2 separate regions of the Mus musculus genome follow, and region 2 is linked to region 1. A link is a loop called in an ENCODE intact Hi-C map of the cell type or tissue named here. Cell type or tissue: left cerebral cortex. All regions are shown on one strand.

Region 1 (8,000 bases):
CCTGGTTTATTTTCCACGGGTGGAGTGTGAGGTGTGCTGGTGGAGTCTCTCGTGTGAGATCACAGGTCCTGCTCTGCTTGCGTACCAGTTTTTGAGAGGGGTATTTTCCCAGATCATCTCCTACCCACCTCTCAGCCTGAGAACTGAGGCTCATACAGGCACTAACACTGACTTTTTAGGGCCAGCTCTAGTTAAAGAGACTTAAGGCTGTATACATGTCCTCCTTACTCCCCAATCCCAGGCTCCTCAGAACTTTCAGAATGGGGTCAAGTTAGGACATGCTAGAACATGGGTCTAGGATAAGATTGTGTGTGTGTGTGTGTGTGTGTGTGTGTGTGTGTGTGTATTGTACCTCCCTCTCACCTCTTCATAGTTACTATGGGAGCCAATAACTGAAATTTCATGCTGTTCCCCCCCGCACCCCTCCCCCCCCAGTCCTTTCCCCAAGAACTCATTTTAAAAGGTGTCCAGGTTCAGTGTAATGTGGATTTGAAACAGCTCTCAGAGCATCCAGGTTCAGAGAGCCATGGAGAGACCTTACAAGTGAGTTGTTCTCTTGTGTGTGTTCTCCAGGTGGTCTTGACTCTGGACTATCTAATAAGCCCCCTTTCCATTTACTCTCATCTAGCACTGGGGTTCGTATTTGTTAGCTGATTTAGGAGAGGGGAGATTGCCGACGAGAGGGGGAAAGAAATCATATGTTGGGGATGGCCAGAGACAGAGGCCTAATTACTGCTAGGCCCCAGAGACTCTGATCTTTTTTACTGAATACTTGACCTTAAAAATCTTCGAATCACAAGATTTGGGGTGGGAGGGGCAGCTTTCTCAGTCCTTTATTTGATGGATTCTTCCGTACGTACGTCTTTTCACCATCCATTCATTCTCAGTAGGATTTGCACTTACCACTTCTGCATCGGCTCTCCTAGTCTGTGAAAGTAATTGGCCTGTTGCTTTGGAAATATTTCTAATTTGTAACACTGGTCCTGCATCCCTGCAAAAATACAAACAGGAACAAGGTAACCCTTGATTCCCACTGTGTGTGGAAAGTAGGTCAGTACCACTCTCTGGCCAAGGCTCAGAGGTGGTGTTTTAAGCCTTGAGTATAGAAAAATGTGAGGATTGTCCACAGACAATACATGTCTGACTTAGGTTCCAAACCAGGTCACAGACTCCGTCTCTGTTGGAACTCCCTTATTGAGAGCAATTTATGAGCTCTGGTGCCCGAGACCTGGTTTGATGTAGAAATGACGGAAGCCATCTTGACTGGGCCTAGGAGGTCTCGGTGGATTTTTACTGATTTTAGGCCGCCTTCTGGGGAACTTCCCCTGAGGAGAAATCCATTTGTACCTTCTAATGCGTCTCTGCTTTCCACCCTGGAAACTGCTACATGCAGAAGTGTGGGGGTCCTTGTTCTGGTGAGGAAGACCTGCCTTTTTTCTCCTCTTTTTGCCTCAGATATTAGGCCATTTTTCTAGGACACATTTTGCTTAGTGTTTTACAGGCAATTTTAGAGACCCGAGAATCTTCTCAGAATCAGAATATGTGCCCATAGGTTAGTCAGCTATGACCATGCAGTATTCACACACACACCCCTCCCAGCCATCTGCTTCCTCTGAATATACCAGATTGGCTGTACACCAGGATGTTCCGGGAATCCCCAGGAAAGCAACAGAATGTGATGGACTCCAATACGATGCCTCAGTAACTCATTCCAGGATGTACAAACTGTAACTGTTATGACATTCTGTATAGCTAATTAAAATTTTTCTAGGTGTGCGTATTTTCTATTTTCAATGACATCAAAAAGGCCACAGTAATCCTTCTGGTAGATACCCCTCCATAGTTTCTCTGAAACCCCTGCATAGGTTCCAGATGTGAATATGAATATATATATATATAATCTCCACTAGTTTCTGTGTCCTCTTTCTGGTTCTAAAATGGCCAATGTGGCCTCTCTAGCACTTCCTAGCTCTATCTGTGGTACTGAGGTAGCCAGAGGGCCATCTCTAGTAGCCCACTGCACTCTCCATGGTACTGAAGGAGTGGCCATTTGTTTTAGCATCTCTTGGGGGCCAGAAGAGTCCTGAGACTTAAAACCACACAACTTTCAAGTTGGCAGGGACTACAAATGTAAATTCAGTACAACTCGTTTCACAGAAGGTGAACCCACAGGATAACTGATTACTGGAGGCTGTAAGGCCTAGGCTTGCAGTAGCCTCTACTCCTTAGTTCTATTCTAACTCCTTTATGCAATTGTCAGTGAGCCTGCTAAGGCTGTTGGTCCCAGTAACAGCCTCATTTGGAGGACTCATAGGCCAGGAAAGGATGCCTGAATTTGGACCCATAGAAGCACACACATTAAGCGGCATTGGTTTTCTACTGATGTTTGAGCAGGACATCTTGCTTATTTTGACTCTCAAAAGTCAGATTCCGCATGTGACAAGGGTTTGCCCCTTCATAAAGCCTTGCCCCCCTCCACTAAATGTTGAAAATTAAAAAAGCTTTGGACCCCCAGTGTTTTCTTTGCTGATAGGTAGGGCTGACTCCTGGCCCAGTACTCTTCAAATCTGTAAGTAAAGTAATGCTTGGGTCCTCTTAATTTTTCTTAGTAACCCATTTCAGTTTCATGAGTCTCATTGTAAGGAAGTTTTTTATTGAGTATTTATTATGTTTGAGGTTTAAAAAAAGAAGCTAGGCCCAAGTTCATCTAGCCTGAGCAAGATACAATTCTCTATGGAAGGAGGAAGGTAGATTAGATGACTTCTGGTCATCCACTGAAGCCTAAATTCCATGACCTTGTCAGCAGTTAAATAGCAGGGAAACCTCCCATTGCCTTCCTCTTCCTCAACTCTGTCCTTCCCAGCCCTGTGCTACACTTGTCACGGGTAGGGAATTTTAGATGGAGAATTTTAACCCCTTCCTGCTCCGAGCTTGTGTGGATCCCCTATCTGTGCAGATGGCAAGGCCCCGCCCCCCATCCCTCACTCCAGCCTCTTGAGCTCAGAGCCAGTGTAATCCTCCTCTTGTGTGAGGAAGCCTCTCCCCTGCAGAGAGGAGGAAAGCCCGCTTCGGAGCAGCTCTGGACAAAGGGGCTGAGATGCCCCGTCAAACCACAGGCTCCAAGGTTTGAAACGGGGTGAAACCTAAATGGGATTTGCAGTTTTTAACCCCTTCCCTAGACTGGTAGTGCCCCTTAACTTCCAGGCCTCCCCCCAACTCTCTTCATTCCCTCTGTAGCTGGCTCTCCCTTCACGCCCCTCCCCCTCTGTCTCCAGACTCTGCTGCTGGGAGGTGTTTCTCTCCCATGCATGAATGAGTCTCTGTAATGAATGGAAATGAATGGATCAGGAATCCAGGAAGGGGGAGGGGGAGGAGGAAGACCAGAAGACTGGGTGCCGGCAGAAGCTAGGAGGAGGAACCTGGAGGGCTTCTGGCTGGCTGGCCCTGGTCTGAGAGGAGCTAGTACCATTTGGATAACAGGAGTATGGCTAGCCCTCCACATTTGTTTATCCAGGGGCACAGCCCAACGCGAGTGGAAGAGGGGTATACTATGATGGCCTCCCACATTGTGTGTGTGTGTGTGTGTGTGTGTGTGTGTGTGTGGTGGCGGCGGCGGTTCTGGACTAGGTGTTTAAAACATCATTTGGGGGAGGAAGTCTGTATTTATCATACAAGTTGGCAGATGAAGGGATGCAAGTTTTGAGGACAGCAAATAAGAAGGCTGGAATACCCCAAGATCACAATAGGAAGAAGGGATGGGTTTCAAGGATACAGGCTGCTAAGTGGGGTGACTCTACTGCCAAAAGCCAGGGCTCATCTTTCCTCCAATCGCTCTGTCTTGTTTTAGCACCTCCGCACCTGTTGCCTTCATTAGCAGCTTTTCTTCTTCCTCCTTCCAATCCTCAGAACCAAAGAATGTGAAGGGGGTCCATGGAGGTGAGTGAAGTTCTGTCCTTGACCTGCAAAGTGCCTTCAGCGGGACACCCTCTCCTGCCTCCTTTTTTGTTTCTTTGTTTTTTAAACTTCGTATTATAGTAGCATACGTTATTAACTTGGCCCCGGTGTCCAACTTCCACTCATCCCACAGTTTCTGGAGGTGAGAGGTATCAAGGTACCTAGGTTAGGTCCCAATCTCCCAACCTCCATACACACTCTTCTTACTGTTCTTCGTGCCTTTGCATTTTTCTACATTCTACAGGGTGGTCTTTTCCACCCTGTCCTCTACGTGCATCTTTCCCCACAGGGCTCACGTCCCCGCATCCTGGTCGGCCACCTAGAGCCTTCCCCACCAGCCTTCGACGGCGAGCTGGATCTGCAGCGCTACTCCAACGGACCAGGTGTCAGTGGGACTCCAGGACCCGGCTCGCCTGGGATGGGAGCAGTGGGTTGGTCTGAGACTCGTGCAGGCGAACGGCGCTTCCCTTGTCCTGTGTGCGGAAAGCGCTTCCGATTCAATTCCATCTTGGCTTTGCACCTGAGAGCCCACCCGGGCGCCCAAGCCTTCCAGTGCCCACATTGCGGCCACCGCGCAGCGCAGCGGGCTCTGCTGCGCTCACACCTCCGAACGCACCAGCCGGAGCGTCCACGCAGCCCTGCTGCACGGCTGTTGCTGGAGTTGGAGGAACGCGCCCTGCTTCGCGAAGCCCGACTCGGGAGAGCCAGAAGCTCAGGCGGCATGCAGTCCAGCCCTGCCGCAGAGGGCCTGGCTCGCCCTCAGGTCCCTTCCTCATCTGCCTTCCGTTGCCCTTTCTGCAAAGGCAAGTTTCGCACCTCAGCGGAGCGGGAACGCCACCTGCATATCCTGCACAGGCCCTGGAAGTGCAGCTTGTGCAGTTTTGGCTCCAGCCAGGAGGAGGAGTTGCTGCACCACAGTCTGACGGCCCACGGGGCTTCCGAGCGCCCCCTGGCGGCTACATCTACGCCTGAACCCCCGCCTCCACCCCAGCAAGAACCCAGATCTGCCCTTGAGCCTGAGCCTGAGCCTGAACCTAGGCCAGAGCCTGACCGGGAGGCAAACCCTGCCCCAACTCCTGCACCTCCGGAGGAGCCCCCTGCGCCACCTGAATTCCGTTGCCAGGTGTGCGGCCAGAGCTTTACACAGTCCTGGTTTCTCAAGGGTCACATGCGCAAGCACAAGGCCTCCTTTGATCATGCGTGCCCCGTATGTGGTCGCTGCTTCAAGGAGCCCTGGTTCCTTAAGAACCACATGAAGGTGCACACCAGCAAGCTGGGTCCTTTGCGTGCTCCAGGCCCTGGCTCTGCACCTGCCAGGGCCCCTCAGCCTCCCGACCTGAGCCTACTGGCATATGAGCCACTGGGCCCTGCACTCCTCCTGGCCCCAGCACCCGCTCCGGCTGAGCGCCGAGAGCCCCCAAGCCTCTTAGGCTACCTGAGTGTACGAGCTGGGGAAGTACGACCCAATGGTGAGGGTGCTGACCCTGGAGGTGGCCGAAGCTATGGAGGGTTCCGCCCACTGCCTTCAGCTCTTCCCAACCGGGCTCGGCGACACCGTACAGAGGAACCAGAAGAGGAAGAAGAAGTGGTGGAGGCTGAAGAGGAGAGCTGGGCCCGAGGCAGGTCGCTGGGCTCTCTGACTTCCCTGCACCCCAACCCAGGTGAGGGGTCAGGACAGCCTGCACCTGCCGCGGGGACCCAGGCGAGATCCACGGCCACCCAAGGTATGTACACACTATTTTCTTGGGGGGTTGTGGCATTTGGTCCTCGAAACTTTGTCCCACACGCCTTTTCAGAAGACTTGCTTCGATTTCTCCTGGGCTTCTGTCCCCGTACTCCCTCTTTCTTTCTTTCTTTCTTTCTTTCTTTCTTTCTTTCTTTCTTTCTTTCTTTCTTTCTTTCTTTCTTTCTTTCTTTCTTCCTTCCTTCCTTCCTTCCTTCCTTCCTTCCTTCCTTTCTTTCTTTCTTTCTTTCTTTCTTTCTTTCTTTCTTTCTTTCTTTCTTTCTTTCTTTCTTTCTTTCTTTCTCCTGGGCTTCTGTCCCCGTACTCCCTTTTTCTTTCTTTCTTTCTTTCTTTCTTTCTTTCTTTCTTTCTTTCTTTCTTTCTTTCTTTCTTTCTTTCTTTCTTTCTTTCTTTTTTTTTTTTTTTTTTGAGACAGGGTTTCTCTGTGTAGCCCTGGCTGTCCTGGAACTCACTCTGTAGACCAGGCTGGCCTTGAACTCAGAAATTCACCTGCCTCTGCCTCCCAAGTGCTGTGATTAAAGGTGTGCGCCACCACGCCCGGCTCCCTTTTTCTTACTGGAAGTTTTGTGGTTTCCTAAGGGTATTAACTCTTTAACAAATCTATGTTCCCCCAAACCTCTTTCCTTTTGAGCCCAAAGGGATGGTGGGTATAATGGGTACCTGATTGGGACAAGGCAGCGAGACCCTATATCTTCCTTTTAACGTGTTGCAGAAGAAAACGGGCTGCTGGTTGGAGGGACACGATCTGAAGCGGGCCGTGGGGCCACTGGCAAGGACTGCCCCTTCTGTGGAAAATCTTTCCGCTCGGCGCATCACTTAAAAGTGCATCTCCGTGTGCACACAGGTGAGGGAGGCTTTCTGCATAGGGGAGGGTCTAGGAGGAAGAAAGGTAAGAGCAGCCAGAAGGCTGGAGGTTCTGCTGGCCACCCTTCAGGTTGGAAAGATCATCTAAATCACCTCGCGGGGAGTCAGCGTTTGCTCCTTGGGATGAAGTTTGTAAATTGAGCAAAATACATGTGGGTGTGCGAGTGGTAGTGATCCCGTGACCTACTCTTCCCAGGTGAGCGTCCCTACAAGTGTCCACACTGCGACTATGCAGGTACCCAGTCGGGCTCGCTCAAGTATCACCTTCAGCGTCACCACCGAGAGCAGAGGAGCAGTGCGGGTCCTGGGCCTCCCCCAGAACCCCCGCCACCTTCCCAGCGGGGCTCACTGCAGCCGCAGTCAGGAGCCAAGCCAACTCAGGCCTCAGCCACCTGGGTAGAGGGCACTGCAAGTACCCGGCCTCCTTCGAGCAGCACCGGACCAGGGTCCCGTAGGAAGCCTGCTAGCCCTGGGAGGACCCTGCGAAACGGGCGAGGTGGTGAAGCCGAACCCCTGGACCTGTCCCTACGGGCGGGCCCGGGAGGTGAGGCCGGGGCAGGGGGTGCCCTTCACCGCTGCCTCTTCTGCCCCTTTGCCACTGGAGCTCCTGAGCTCATGGCCTTGCATCTGCAAGTACACCATAGCCGTCGTGCTCGGGGCCGCCGGCAGCCCCGAGCCGACACGTCTCCAACCTATGTCCGGGCACCATCAGGAGAGACCCCTCCCAGTCCTCCACTAGAAGAGGAGGGCAGCCCAGGGCTGTCTAGATCCGGAGAGGCAGGTCTTGGGGGGCAAGAACGGTAGGGAGCCCTCTTAGGAGTGATTAGCTTAGTAAGCTTACCCCGCAGGAGCGGGGAAGTGCTAGAGGTAGTTGGGTAGAGCAGCCAGCAGGGAGCAGTGTGGGACCCGTATCCCAGCCCAAGGTGGACCAAGAGGTAAAGTGGGCAGTGGGTGGAGGAGAGTGGGCTAGCAGCACCCACCCAGCCCAGAGGAGTCACAGTGCCTTAGAAGTGGCAGAGGTGAGGGTCAAAGAACGGGGTCCTCGGGCTGGTAGAGGATGTGTTCCTGTTAAGGAGCCGCTCTGCCAGTTCCTGCTGGTCCATAGGCATGAGAGTTTATTTTTGTATAAGGGGTGGGGGTGGGGGGCACTGTACCCTTCTAGCCCTATCAGGGGCCCTTGTAGACGTTGCTATTTTTGGTACGATTCCTGTCATCCCTGTTGAAGAGTCATGTCCCCAATAAACAGGTGTCTTGAGGCACAAGGCCCTGTGTGTGTCTGCCTGTGTTTCACTCCTCCTGGGCACTTCGTTATCAACGAGGTCGATAAGGATGCAAATCTTTGATTCAGTAACTCTGGATGAGGCCCTAAAGCTAGCGTTTGTAATAAATAGCCGTGGCCTCTCTTGCACTGAGGCCCGAGGACATCATAGATAAGTGC
Region 2 (8,000 bases), 930 kb after region 1:
TTACTGATAAGTGGATAGGAGCCCAAAAGCTCGGAATACCCAAGATACAATTCACAGACCACATGAAGATCAAGAAGTAGAAAGGCCAAAGTGTGGATGCTTTGGTCCTTCTTAGAAGGGGGAACAAAACACTCAAAGGAGGAAATACAGAGACAAAGTGTGGAGCAGTGACTGAAGTAAAGGCCATCCAGACACTGCCCCACATGGGGACCCATCCCATATACAGTAACCAAACCCAGACTCTATTGCAGATGCCAAGAAGTGCTTGCTGACAGGAGTCTGATATAGCTGTCTCCTGAAAGGCTCTGACAGAGCCTGACAAATACAGAGCCAACCATTCATTGCACTGAGCACGGGGTCCTCAATGGAGGAGTTGGAAAAAGGACTGAAAAATCTGAAAGGGTTTGCAACCCCATAGGAAGAACAACAATATCAACCAACCAGACCCCCCCCCCCCCACGAGTGCCCAGGAACTAAACCACCAACCAAAGAGTGCACATGGAGGGACCCATGGCTCCAACCAAATATATAGCAGAGAATGGCCTTGTCGGGCATCCATGGGAGGAGAGGCCCTTGGTCCTATGAAGGCTCGATGCCCTGGTGTAGGGGAATGCCAGGGCAGGGAGGTAGGAGTAGGTGGGAGGGGGAGCACCCTCATAGAAGCAGGGGGAGGTGGGGAGGGGATATGGAGGGTTTGCAGAGGGGAAACAGGAAAGGGGATAACATTTGAAATATAAATAAAGAAAATATCCAAGAAAAGGAGGGGAAGAAATCTTCATTTCCAGTATATCTGGAAAAGACAGAGGTGCAGCAGTGTCAGGGTCTGGGCGGGAGAAACAGGAGGTGCAGTGTGGTGGTTTGTATGTGCTCAGCCCAGGGAGTGGCACTATAAGAAGGTGTAGCCCTGTTGGAGTAGGTGTGGCCTTGCTGGAGTAGGCCTGTCACTGTGGGCATGGGTTTTAAGATCCTTGTCCTAGCTGCCTGGAAGTCATTATTTTTCTAGCAGCACTCAGATGTAGATCTCTCAGCTCCTCCTACACCATGCCTCCCTGCTCCCACCTTGATGATAATGTACTGAACCTCTGACCTGTAAGCCAGCCCCAGTTAAATGTTCTTATAAGAGTTGCCCTTGGTGGGTGTACATGTTTGCAGCCGGGTGCGGTGGTGCATGCCTTTAATCCCAGCACTTGGGAGGCAGAAGCAGGTGGATTTCTGAGTTCGAGGACAACATGGTCTACAAAGTGAATTCCAGGACAGCCAGGGCTCTACAGAGAAACCCTGTCTCGGAAAAACAAAACAAAACAAAAACAAACAAACAAAAAACAAAAAAAAAGTTCTATTTCCGGCCTTGGTCATGGTGTCTGTCCACAGCAGTAAAACCCTAACTAAGAAATGCATGGAGCACATTCAGGCATTGTTGAGTACACACTATATCTGTGTTTACAGTCCATGAACTAAGGTCATGGTAAGATCATATTAAGTAAGTCTGCGAGTATAGCAGCGCTCTTTCTGGAACGGCAAAGTCTTGGGTTCAATTTCCAGCATTACAAAGACAAATAAAACAAGATAATAAAAGTTAAACTGGGAGTAGTAGCTTCTACTGGTAAATCTGGCCGTAGGATCTTAGCTCTAAGGAACCTGAGATCAAGGCCAGCCAGGGGCACACAGCAAGGCACGTTCTCCATCAGTCAGTAGTAAAAACTAACTTTTTAATAGGTTACTTTCACTTTTTAAAATTGCTTGTTTTATGTGTGGATGTTTTGTCTACATGTAGGTTTGTGCACCACCTGCATGCCTAGTGCAGGTGGAAGACAGAAGGGGAAACCTGATTGCCCTGGAAATGAAGGCGATAGAGTGCTGAACTAGTTGAGTCACTCAGGCAATGGAGTGCTGAGCTAAGTGCTTTTTAGGTGGGTCTTTATGTAGTTCTGGCTGTCTTGGAACTCAACAGAAATCTTCCTGCCTTTGCCTCTCCCTTCCCCACCCCCATTACACCTGGCTTTACAATTTTTTATTTCTAAAACATTTATCTACTAAGGGGTGTGGGGGGACACATCGAATGCTACAGCCACAGCTGGAACACGGAGTCAGAGGCCCTTTCACCATGTGAGTTCTGGAGATAAAAAGATGGCTTGCTGCACTAAGCCATTTTGCCACCGCCAACTAGATTTGTCTTTTATTATTTATTGTTGTTGTTGATGTGTCTGTCTCATATATTTGTGGAATTCAAAGAACAACTTTGAGGAGTCAGTTTTCCTTCCACCTTTATTTACATGAATTCGGGGACCAAAACTCAAGACTGTCTGGTAAGCAAGCGAAGTAAAGGCTCCCCAAGCCATCTCAAATGCCCCAAAACTAAAAATTTAAAAGAAGTTAAAATTTCATATGTCATCCACTAAGTTATCACTCCTGAGAGGTCTGTGCTCTTGGCTAGAGAGATGGCACATCAGTTAAGAGCACTTACTGCTCTTGCTGAGGACCCAGGTCCCAGCATTCATCTGGTGGCTCACAACTGCTCCTAACTCCAGCTTCTGGTAACCCAGTGACCTCTTTTGGCTTCTGAGGGCTCCTGCTCACAGGTAATGCACGTATTCCTGCATGCTCACATATGTATCCATAAATAAAAATATAATTTTTTAAAGTTAGACACTCTGGGGAATCTCTGAACTGGATATTTCTCCGTTCTTGGTTTCAAAGAGCAAGACATTCCCTATACACAAGGAGAGTAAAATCTCTTCTGAGAAGAGCGACAGATTCAGAAAGAGAAACGGTTTTCTAGCCTTAAGGAAGTGAGGGGCCAGGAGCTAGACAGATCCCTGATAGGGAGACAGATGTGGCAAGGGAGCACAGATAAAGAAGGTAAACTCAGTTTCCTCCTCATCCTCAGATAGGTTCATTTAGGGCCAGTTTAGATTCCCTGACGTTCCTGGTCTGACTGTCAGCAGCACCCTCCCTCCTTTGTTTAGCCTGATCAATCCAAAACGAGTGGAGAGGTCCCATTCTATGCCACCAAAAACAAACTTAAACCGTCCAGGGGAAAACACATTTCATTTTCTGGTTCCCATTTCCACTTTGTGTGGAGGGGGGTGGGGGGGGTGTCTTTCTGTATGCGTGCGCTCCCTCACCCCGCCCCTGTGTGAATGCACATGTGCTCACTAACTTCTTCAAAATACCTGTTGCTGCCTGCTGCGTCAGAGATTTCCCCTACCTTTTAGTTATTTAATAGGTGGAGAAAAAGAGCCGGATCATGACCCCCCCAAGAAAATAACAGAGCTGGGCTAGGTCTGGGTGGCTTCAACTTTGCACTGTTTGCAAAAGAGGTAAGCAAGGATCAGGAACATATACAGCCTCCCCGCTTACTGCCTGGTTGTGGAGATTTCCCCCAAGTGTACGGAATTTGGTCAAATGGAAGATGTGATTTGAATATTACCAGGAAAACACAATTTCCGTTTAAAGATGCAAATCTCGTTCAAATATTTCCCAATCCCAATCTTTTTGCTGAAATAGTCACCAGTTTTTCTAGGTAGCAGTAATGGGTTCAGTTTTCAGCTACTGCTACACACACAAACAAAAGGGTCAGATCACCAAAGCGATGTCCTGTGATTTACACCAGCTGTGATCAGGAGCCAGGGGACTTCCTTTCCTGCGCAAGGATCACGTAGGCCCGTGTTTGGTGGGTCCCATGCCAAAAGCTCTAATGAACTACAACTGCGGTGTGGTCACTCTTCCCGAAATCATGCGTCACAGCTCCTGATTCTACAGGTCGCAGACCTGTAAGCCTCTAGCGCGGGGAAGGGGGTATGGTACTAGGGCGAGTGGAGACCAGATCATGCTGACACCTTAGAATCCTGGATGCCTCCAGCAGCGCCCACCCCGGTTCACTCAGTCTGCATGAGCCCCTAGGGAAGAGCGTCTCTGTCATCTCCCGCGGGCGCCGGCCATCTCGGCTTCTACGCAGTGCACAACGCGTCTGCAGCGGCTGGTGACACACTGGACAAACTTCAGCAGAGGAATTGATCAGTCTGCAGACAGCCCTCTCTGGGGTGCGACCAGAAGGGTTGGTTGCAGGACCCACCTCGGGAGGGTAGTTCGTGTAATCCGCTCACTCTAGCGCTGGGGGGGGGGGGGGGGATGTCCTTTAAATCTGGGTTTCAGATTGCAGTTTAAAGAGAAATGGAATCAAGTAAATAGTTAGTGTATACAGAAATGCGCAGACAGCTTGGTAGTGTGGCCGAGCGGTCTAAGGCGCTGGATTTAGGCTCCAGTCTCTTCGGAGGCGTGGGTTCGAATCCCACCACTGCCAGTGTTTTCTTTCCCAAGACTGATTTACTTCGTCTTCATTCTTTCTTTGGTATAATATGTATTTTCTGAGCACCTGCCTCTAGACTATGTCTGTGACCAGAAAAGGACTCAAGCTGACCGCGGATGCTCCGGATGTAATCTGTACACTCTCTGTGGTGGTCAGACCCTAAGATAGGAGGCATTACAGAACTGAAACTCTGTTGGCTCTTGCCTGCCTCTGAACGAAATTTTATGACAGTGTCACCTGCATTTCGCATCTCTGTCTTCATCGTCCTCTATTTCTGCACAAACCACTAGGAAGTGATATAAAAGAACTGAGCCAAACTAAGACCAGAACCAAATGTCCTAGGACAGATTTGAAGTCAGAGACGGCACCATTTCTCTGTTTGCTTGTTTGGGGCCATTTGTTTGTTTTGCTTTGTTTTCAGGCAGAGTCTCAGGCTGGTCTGGAACTTAATGTGTAACTGAAGATGACTCCTGAGCCTCCTGCCTGCATCTTCCACTGCTGAGACAACAGCCTTGGCCCATCATTCATTGCCAGAATTTGAGGTCTTTTAAAGAAACCTTCTCTCATGGTGCCTTTGCTAACCAAAGGTTAAAAACAAACAAAAAATAAAATAAAATAAATAAACGGTCTCCAAATATTGTCAAATGGGACCTTGAAGAGCCATTTTGGTCTTTATCTTTTTATTTTATTGTTTTTTTTTTTACTGGATATTTTATTTATTTACATTTCAAATGTTATTCCCTTTCCAGATTTCCCCTCTGCAAACCCCCTATCCCATCTCTCCTTACCCTGCTTCTATGAGGGTGCTCCCCCACCCACCCATCCACCCATCCACTCCCACCTCACTGCCCTAGCATTCCTCTACAATGGGCATTGAGTCTTCACAGGACCAGGGGCTTCTCTTCCCACTGATGCCCGACAAGACCATCTTCTGCTACATATGCAGCTGGAGCCATGGGTCCCTCCATGTGTGCTCTTTGGTTGGTGGTTTAGTTCCTGGGAGCTCTGGGGGTCTGGTTGGTTGATATTGTTGTCCTAATCCCTTCAGATTCTTCAGTCCTTTCTCCAACTGAGGAGCCCGTGCTCAGTCCAAATGAAAGGTTGGCTGAGAGCATCCACTTCTGTATTTGTCAGACACTGGTAGAGCCCCTAAGGAGACAGCTATATCAGGCTCCTGTCAGCCAGCACTTGTTGACATCCACAATAGTGTCTGGGTTTGATGACTGTATATGGGATGGATCCCCAGGTGGGGCAGTGTCTGGATGGTCATTCCTTCAGTCTCTGCTCCACACTTACTGTTGGTTTTATGAGTTTTAGAATATGATTCTATAGCCAAACCCAACACAGTAGTCACTGAACAGTTCAAATTGGCCTCAAATTTACAGTAACCAGACTGACAGACTGCCATGTGGTGTCTTGAATGAGAAATGACCACCACAGGCTCCAGTATTTGAACCCTTGGTGACCAGTTGGTGACACTGTTTGGAGAGGTGGGGCAAGCTTGCTGGAGAAAGTGTGTCACCTGGAGGCTTTGTGCACTCCCAGTTCACCCTCTTCCTGTTATGCTCTCTGCATTCTGGGACAGCTGAGGGTGTGGTCATGATTTGTTCCCATGGTTCCCCGCCCTAATGGACTTTCATCCCTCTGCAACCATAAGCCCATATGCAATCTCCACTCTACAAGTTGCCTCGGTAATGCAGTTACATACATTGCAATATCAACCAAAAGGTGATCAACACAGGATTAAGACCCATGTTTCTTTCTCCCTGTCTTCTAAGCATATCCTTGTCTGTCTCTCTCTCTTTCTCTCCTACCCCAGGTACTTTGTGTTTCTCTTAGCTATTCTCAAGTTCATCTTCCTGAGCCCGTTTTAACTTCAACCTCTCATTAACTCAGGTAACCCTCCTCCAACACCCCCTCCAGGTACCCTCTCCTCCATCACCCCCTCCAATCTCCCTCCCCCATCCCCCTCCAGTCACCCTCCTCTTTTCCTTCCATCCAACTCTCTATTATTTTCATTTTCTTACATTCAACTTCTTTCCCTGCCTCTGTCTTTCCCTCTCCCTGTCTCTCTTCCTCCACATACACCTGTCCCTCTCTTTCCCTCTCTTTCTACCCTGTTCTCCCCACTCCTTCCTTCCCACCTTTATCCTTTGGTTGTGGGTCTGTCTCTCTGATTCCTTCACTTTTCCTTCCCTTCCCCCACTTCTCCACGTTGTTTCCCTTTCAGTCTTGGGAAGGGCTTGCGAGTGGTTGTCAAAGGTTTCTCTGAGCTTATCCTGGGGAATGAACAACAACAACATGGAATGTCTAGAGAAAACAGAAAGAAAGCAAAACTAGCAACTTTATGGCAAACAACCCGACCTGGGTTGGGTGGTGCTCTAAGCTGGGAATCCACTAAATAGTCTCTGAGTCGCGGTGGGGGTTATATGGCCCCTGGATCCTCCCCACCCCACCCCCACCCGCCTGGGAGGATGGGGGCTATCGAGCGAGTAAGCCAAGCTAGATTGGACAGTAACTGCGTTCCTGGAGAGCCATCTAAACCCTCATCCTTCTCACAAGCCCCTGTAGGTGGGAGCTCTTGCTGGCTTTTGCTCCCAGGTAGTAGTGGACCCCAGCTGGAAGATGACGAGGCCTCCTTCTTGCAGGAGGAGAAGAGCAGTGCCAAGATCAGGAGAGGGGTGGCCTCTGAGAAGATGGAGTGCTATATGGTGTCCAGATGGAACTGGCCATGACAAAGGACTCAGAAGGGAACCTCTTTCATAGGAGCACAGCTTTTGGATATTTGTGAAATGGGAGGGGCCATTTCCCTTTGGAGTAGGATGCCACGTGAGCCTTCCTTTTTTCCCAAGCTGCTCCTCTCAATGCTAATATGTGGCACCTACATCAAGCCAAGAATCCCACTGTTGAAGGAAAGCAGTGTCACTGTCAGGCCAAGCAAATCCCCCTGCCTCAGCATCGTCCTGGTATTCTGTAGCCTTCAAAAGGCTACAAGCCTCCAGGCCAGGTGTGGTGGTACCCACCATTAATCCCAGCACTTGGGAGGGAGAGGCAGGTAGATTTCTGTAAGTTTTTAGCCTGTTTGTTCTACCCATTGATGTTTAGGGCTGCAGAGAGAGACCCTACTTCACAAACAAACAAACAAAACACCAAACAACCAACCAAACAAAAGGGTTGAGTGGAGTTTTTATAGCAACAGAACAAAGAAAGTTGATTTCAAGATAATTATTAAGTTCACTGGTGGAAACACCAGGAAGGTAAGTTGTGTCAAACAGGGAAATCTCCGTTATAGCCTCAGTTGCTATCTGAACAGTCTTAGCTTTGGGTTGGAGGAAGCAAGCTAGTGGTGTGTTTAAAGTCTGTGTCAGAACTGGAGAAGTATTCAGTAGCAAAGCACTGTCATGCAAATATGAGACTTGTATTTGGATCTCTAGGACTGAGTAAAGCTGGAAATGCCATCACCTGTCTGTGAAATGACATCACCTCTCTGCAGTCCCAGCAGTTCTGGAATGAGATGGGAGGCAGAAACAGAAAAGAGCTTGAAGAACAAATGAGAAATCCTGCCTCCAACAAGGTGGAAGGCTAGGACTGACATAAGGTTGTCCTATGGGCTCCATGTATGCACTATGGCTTGTACATGTATGTACACACACACACACACAGCCATAAAAACACAAAGCTAGAAACCATA

Evidence for each region. Peaks named below come from ENCODE experiments on the same cell type or tissue, not always from the same donor. Only the 100,000 strongest peaks of a DNase experiment are listed, where the experiment ranks them.
Region 2: a loop joins it to region 1, with 2.7 times the contacts of the local background. A loop is called at or near these places in 4 of 42 quality-filtered maps.

The regions. Positions count from the first base shown.
Region 1 is chr14:52,005,906-52,013,905 of GRCm38, reverse strand. Arhgef40 (Rho guanine nucleotide exchange factor (GEF) 40) reads right to left here. Exons shown (of 24, transcript NM_198249.4): 24 at 7,659-8,000. Zfp219 (zinc finger protein 219) reads left to right here. Exons shown (of 5, transcript NM_027248.2): 2 at 3,848-3,936; 3 at 4,244-5,678; 4 at 6,411-6,542; 5 at 6,759-7,829. The coding sequence starts at 3,931. The coding sequence ends at 7,366. Among named protein-coding and RNA genes, the nearest start is that of Tmem253, 7.0 kb to the left of the region's middle. In left cerebral cortex, CTCF peaks have their summits at 4,886 (motif pointing left) and 7,450 (motif pointing right); DNase peaks (open chromatin) are centred at 3,005, 3,318, 4,858, 7,452 and 3 more places; H3K4me3 peaks cover 632 bases; H3K27ac peaks cover 2,682 bases.
Region 2 is chr14:51,079,133-51,087,132 of GRCm38, reverse strand. n-TLtag2 (a tRNA gene) reads left to right here and starts at 4,222; the gene lies at 4,222-4,303. In left cerebral cortex, no CTCF peak of the experiment used is centred here; DNase peaks (open chromatin) are centred at 3,847 and 4,264; H3K4me3 peaks cover 1,528 bases; H3K27ac peaks cover 568 bases.